Regions from separate parts of the Homo sapiens genome. Here region 1 is linked to region 2. Evidence: chromatin contacts called from ENCODE Hi-C or POLR2A ChIA-PET data. All regions are on one chromosome and are shown on one strand. The core of a region is the stretch at or near the end of the contact, and the rest is flanking DNA. Distances in the headings are between cores, read along the strand shown. Region 1 holds the start of CYP27B1 (cytochrome P450 family 27 subfamily B member 1). Region 2 holds the start of B4GALNT1 (beta-1,4-N-acetyl-galactosaminyltransferase 1).

Evidence for each region. Hi-C counts contacts between places; a loop is a spot of excess contacts on that map. ChIA-PET counts read pairs that join two places held with the same protein, here RNA polymerase II (POLR2A). Pooled maps may share reads with other maps.
Region 1: a pooled map shows a loop between it and region 2 (2.3-fold over the local background). The contact joins the promoter of CYP27B1 here to the promoter of B4GALNT1 in region 2. A Hi-C loop is called at or near these places in 2 of 50 pooled maps. POLR2A ChIA-PET finds 5 or more read pairs at or near these places in 4 of 52 experiments (A673, K562, PC-9 and 1 more).

Annotation. Positions count from the first base shown.
Region 1 is chr12:57,765,503-57,768,359 of GRCh38, reverse strand. It overlaps CYP27B1 (cytochrome P450 family 27 subfamily B member 1), which reads left to right and starts at 1,282. Exons shown (of 9, transcript NM_000785.4): 1 at 1,282-1,513; 2 at 2,163-2,353. The coding sequence starts at 1,319.
Region 2 is chr12:57,631,846-57,634,951 of GRCh38, reverse strand. B4GALNT1 (beta-1,4-N-acetyl-galactosaminyltransferase 1) reads left to right here and starts at 1,751. Exons shown (of 11, transcript NM_001478.5): 1 at 1,751-2,180; 2 at 2,819-3,037. The coding sequence starts at 2,820. RefSeq lists a silencer at 1,718-2,017 and an enhancer at 1,560-2,521.

The sequences.
Region 1 (2,857 bases), core at 33-2,532, 130 kb before region 2:
TAGAGTTGCAGTGGGGAATGAGGGAGTAAGGAGCAGAGAGGTAAACTGTGGGAGATTCTTTTATTTTAATTTTTTTTAGAGACAGGCCCTCTCTCTGTTGCCTAGGCTGGAGTGCAGTGGTACAATCATAACTCACTGCAGCCTTGACCTCCCGGGCTCATGTAATCCACCTCAGCCTCTCAAGGCACTACAGGCATACGCCACCATGCCTGGCTAATTTTTGTATTTTTTGTAGAGACAGTTCCACTATGTTGCCCAGGCTGGTCTCAGACTCCTGAGCTCAAGCAGTCTGCCCACCTTAGCCTCCCAAAGTGTTGGGATTACAGTCATGAGCTGCCGTGCCCAGCCTAATTTTTAAACTTCTTCTGTAGAGACAGTCTTGCTATGTTGCTCAAGCTTGTCTCAACCTCCTGGCCTCATGCCATCCTCCTGCCTCAGCCTCCCAAAGTGCTGGGATTATAGGCATGAGCCACCACAGGATTCTGAGGCTAAAAGTAGAAAGGAGCTGCTAACCAGAAAGCCCCCCAGAGGAGACCGAGTCAGCTGGGGAATTAGAACATCCACATCCATTTAGCTCCTCTAACACCCCACAGACAATCTCTGAACTTAACTAATGTACAAAAAGTTTCATTTCTGCTTCTCAAGCCCCAAATTCCCATGTCTGGAAGGAGGGGGCTTGTATACCCAAGAGACCCCCTTATCCTCAAGAAAGAAAGATGGAGGTTCTAGGAGCCATTTTAGCCCATTAACCCACCTGCCATCTGCCCAGTATATGTTAGGTACAGGAGGAGGGGGAGGTGTGGCTAGTGCAGGAAAATAATGCAGAGAAGATACAACCCACTAAGCCAAGAATGTGGGGACAGTTACAGCTGTGCCTCCCCTGCTTCCCTTCCTGGAGGAGCTGAAAGATGGGGAATTCCTGAGGATGGGCCTAAAGGGGCTGGGCTCACTGGTAGAAGTGGGAATATCAGAGACTGACTAGTGTAGCTTGGTCACCTAGTCCCTACTAAAAAGCCTTATAGCCTTTCCTAGGATGAGACTTTGAGGCTCCTAGACAAAGGCACTCTCCCAGGAGGAAAATCTTAGGCCCTCCCTCCCATGAGGGTCATTGCAACATGAGACCCAAGGGAGTTGTGAAGTCAGCCCCAGCCCCGCCTACTGTTCCTGGGTGCTAATCCCCAGCACAGACCACTCAGGAGGAGGGATTGGCTGAGGAGCTTGGAGAGGGGGCGTCATCACCTCACCCAAAGGTTAAATAGGGGTTGAGATATGATGCTCAGGAGAAGCGCTTTCTTTCGCGAGCACCCTGAACCAGACCATGACCCAGACCCTCAAGTACGCCTCCAGAGTGTTCCATCGCGTCCGCTGGGCGCCCGAGTTGGGCGCCTCCCTAGGCTACCGAGAGTACCACTCAGCACGCCGGAGCTTGGCAGACATCCCAGGCCCCTCTACGCCCAGCTTTCTGGCCGAACTTTTCTGCAAGGGGGGGCTGTCGAGGCTACACGAGCTGCAGGTAGGAAGGGACGCCTTTCCCGAGACAGAGTGCTGGGGAAACTGGTTTTGACAGCGTCAGAAAGGACTGACTAGTGCAGAGCAAATGTGGGACAGCCAGAGAGAACGGATGCCCATGAAATAAGGAAAAGGCGAGTTGAGGCTGGGGGCGGTGTGGCTACACTCGGGCAGAGCCCGTCCCGACTCTTAGCAGAGGGCGCTGCGAAAGCGCCTTCTCGCTGTCCTGAGGTGTGGAGATCCTGCAGATAAAGTACAAGTGCGCGGGAGGGGGAGGCCGGAGTGGGCAGTACCCTCCGCCTGCTTGCGGCTTAAAGCTACATGGGTTCCTTTTCATTCACTGAGGACTCGTCCTGAGATGGACAGTCCAGACATGGAACTTTTAGAGATTTCTCCTCGACCGAGATGATCAGAGAGGTCCTGAATGTCTGCCTTGCACAAAGTTCCGGTTTTGCCCATCACACTCAAACTTTCTAGGGATGGGAAATGAGAGAGGAGGAGTTTGCAGTATCAAAGGCATACACTAGTTGGGCACCCGAGAAAGAGCAGAAGCTCCCTATTCCCAAGCCCAGTCAACGCCCTTGGCGTGGGCACAGGTCAAGCTGAAAGTCCCCGCCCAGGTATCCAAGTGTCCGCTGTGTCCGCTCCCCCAGGTGCAGGGCGCCGCGCACTTCGGGCCGGTGTGGCTAGCCAGCTTTGGGACAGTGCGCACCGTGTACGTGGCTGCCCCTGCACTCGTCGAGGAGCTGCTGCGACAGGAGGGACCCCGGCCCGAGCGCTGCAGCTTCTCGCCCTGGACGGAGCACCGCCGCTGCCGCCAGCGGGCTTGCGGACTGCTCACTGCGTGAGTCTTCTCTGCCCCCAGAAGCCCAGACGCCCTGCAGCGGCCCTCTCCTGCTGCGGGTCCCGAAACTATCAATCTGGGGGCATGGTGGGAGGTCGGCTGTCCCACTCTACCATTGGGCATCTTGGGGTTCCCATCCCAGTCTGCTTCACCCACACTCAGGTTGAGCCCCAACCTCACTCCCCGCCTACCTCCTTATCCTTTGAGGCCCGAATCCTGGGAACTGGGGGAACCGGAGGAATTGGGCTAGGGTACAAGGATCTGGATGGAATGAATGTAAGGTTCTGTGACTCAAGTTACCCGGGAACCCCGGCCCCTGAGGGCAGGAAATGAGTAAAGAGGAAGGGGGCTGGAAGACAGGCGCAGGCCGGTGCAGGTTTCCGTACCCCAAGGGGGCAGACGCAATCCCTCTCCTGGCCACCGCAGCCGAACGCGCTCCTTCACTGCAGCCAGTCCCGTCGAGCCGTCCCCACCTTCCCGATGCGCACTCTCTCCTCAACCCTG
Region 2 (3,106 bases), core at 502-3,001:
CTATGGGGAGATACTTTAAGCTACGTACATAAGCTGCTTCTGTCAAACTTTCCCCCTAGAATTAGCATTCATTGATAATTCTTGCCCAAACCAACTTTTACTCTGATGGTTGCAAAATAGTTATTTTCATGGGGGGAGGGGGGAGGAATAGCTTTAGGAGATATACCTAATGCTAAATGACGAGTTAATGGGTGCAGCACACCAGCATGGCACATGTATTCATATGTAACTAACCTGCACATTGTGCCCATGTACCCTAAAACTTAAAGTATAATAATAATAAAATAAAATTTTAAAAAATAGTTATTTTCCAACTCCATCAGCTCCCTCCACATTTATTAATTGGCATTCTCCCTTCTCCTTCATTCATTTAATTAATTAATTAATTAATTATCTATGTATTATCAGTGTGGAGTCATGGATTCCTATGTTTTCAATGGTTCATAATTCATTCCTGGTCATCTCCGCTGGGGGCACCAACCAGATAAAGTATACCTGTCTTATATGTTACAAATATTTTTTCACAGTTTGTCATTTCTCTCTCAAATTTAGTGTATGTTAATTTCTTCACTCAAGTTTTTCATATAGTCAGATTTATTAATATTTCCCTTTACATCTGGCTTAGAGATCTCTTCCCTACTCCAAGATCATAAACAAAACAAAAATTCCATGATTTCTTCTTTTGAGACAGAGTCTCGCTCTGTCACCCAGGCTACAGTGCCATGGCACCATCTCAGCTCACTGCAGCTTCAACTTCCCGAGCTCAAGCAATCTTCCCACTTCAGCCTCCTAAGTAGTTGGACTACAGGTGTGAGCCATCTTGCTGGGCTAATTTTTAAATTTTTTGTAGAGACGGGGGGGGGGGGGGGTCTCACCATGTTGCCCAGGCTGGTCTCGAACTCCTGGTCTCCTATCGCAGCCTCCCAAAGTGCTGAGATTACAAGCATGAGCCACTGCGCCGGGTTTCATGATTTCTTTCACTACTTTTATGATTTCACCTTTAATATTAAAATATTTAATACATTTGGAATTTTGGTGTAAGAAGTGTAGAGATTCCACTTTCACCCCAGCTGATTAGTCATTTGTTTGTATAAAATTCATTCATTCAATAATCCACCACACACACACACACACACATATTTTCGTTATGTTCTATATTTCTTGTTATATCTTTTTTTCCTATTGAATCTTGATGCATCTTTTATTAGAACCACGGAGCCACAGAACTCCGATTCTCGGCAATGTGAGGTATCAGGCTATGACCTAAGGCTTGCAAGCAGAACTACCGCCAATCTGGCCTCTCTGGGGTTCCCTTCCTCCTGCAAGGTTGCACCAAGCGGCAGTTCGGGGAAATAGGGCCTTCAATTACCCAGTGTGTATCTCTTGAGTGTCTGTTAAATAATGGGGGGCAGGGCGGGGAGGAGGGGGAGAGGGAGGCTGTGCCTCAGTCTTTGTTAGCCAGGCAGAGCGTTTATTTTCCAGGGGTTGTTTCCTTTATCTTCATCCTAACATTCAAACTTGACTTGAGTTTTAGCGCGCCCCCGCCCTACCTCCTCCCAAAGCCCTTATTTGCCCATCCTTGCCTACAAGCTCAGAACGAGCAGGCAATGGAATGGATGTCGTGGGAGCAGGCGGTTGAGATGCCAGTGTTTGGAGGCTAAGGACTGGGGGCTGTGAGCGAGGACCTTCCCGCGTTTGCTCCGCGCCCCCGCAGTTTCCTCCGCGCCCACTAGAAGGCGCCGGGGCGCTCGCATTCCCCGCGCGGAGCCGAAGCAGCCGCAACGAGCCGGGAGCTGAGCCGCGCTGCGCTGCGGTGCGAAGAGCCGGGCGGCGGCCAGAGCCCTCCCCGCGCTGCCAGTGGGACGCGGAGCCAGGGATCCCCGGCTTTGCCCCGGGGCTGGGGTGCAACAGACTCTTAACTTGGTCCTCGCGCCCCGCCAACCGCCCCCGGGCAGGAAACGCCCAGAACCACCACCGCGCCGCGCTCCACAAAAGCCCCGGGAGTTCCAAGACGGGAGGGATCGGGCGCGCTCCAGAGGCAGGAGGGTCCCCCACACCCTCAGGCTCATGCCCAGCTCCCCCATCGGGCAGCCCCCAGCCCCATGAGGACCCTCAGGCCGGGGCGAGAGCCCGGCACAGCCCGGACCGAAATTTTGCCGCTGCCTTAGAGCGTTAGACAGGTCAGTGCCCGGGGGTGGGTGGGGGTGGGATTGGTTGGTGAGGGGAGGAGGAGGAGGCGGGAGGAGGCGGGAGGAGGCGCGCTTCCCGGTCCACTCTGTCCCCCGCGCCGCTTGCCGAGGCCACTCATCGGGTCACCTCCGCCGGGGGCGCCCGCCAGCACGGGCATGATTCTGCATTTTTTCCTGACAGGCTAGGTGTGGAGCCGCCCTCCGCAGCCCACCCCGGCCCAGGTGATGCTCAGACTGAGGAGTCGGGGGCGCGCCGGCCAGGGCGGGCGGCGGGCTTGGGGACTGCCACTGCCCTGATAGAGCGGGGCTTTTCCGCTTACGCACGGCCGCGTCGAAACCGCGGCATCCAAATGTCTTCAGCATTAAGATGCCAGGCCTCGGGTGTGTGAGGAAACCGAGATGCAGGAGAGGGCGAGAAGAAAGGAGGCCGGGAGACCCTGGGGCCTGGGAAGTGAGGGGAGGGGTACCGGGAAAACCGCGGCTGGCAGTGCAAACCCTAGCGCGATGTGTGGAGTGGAGAGCGCTCTTGGGAGCCGGCAGGAGCCTCTGAGGACGCGGGGGCCAAGGGCCCCATCCCTTGCCCTCCCTTCTTCCCTCCCTTTCTCACTCCCCACCCTACCCCCACCTAGGATGTGGCTGGGCCGCCGGGCCCTGTGCGCTCTGGTCCTTCTGCTCGCCTGCGCCTCGCTGGGGCTCCTGTACGCGAGCACCCGGGACGCGCCCGGCCTCCGGCTACCTCTTGCGCCGTGGGCGCCCCCGCAAAGCCCCCGCAGGCCCGAGCTGCCAGATCTTGCTCCTGAGCCCCGCTACGCACACATCCCGGTCAGGATCAAGGAGCAAGTAGTGGGGTGAGTGCCGACCGCGGCGGCGCAGCGCAGCGCTCGCTGGGGGTGGTCTGGGGGCTTTTGTTTTCTCCA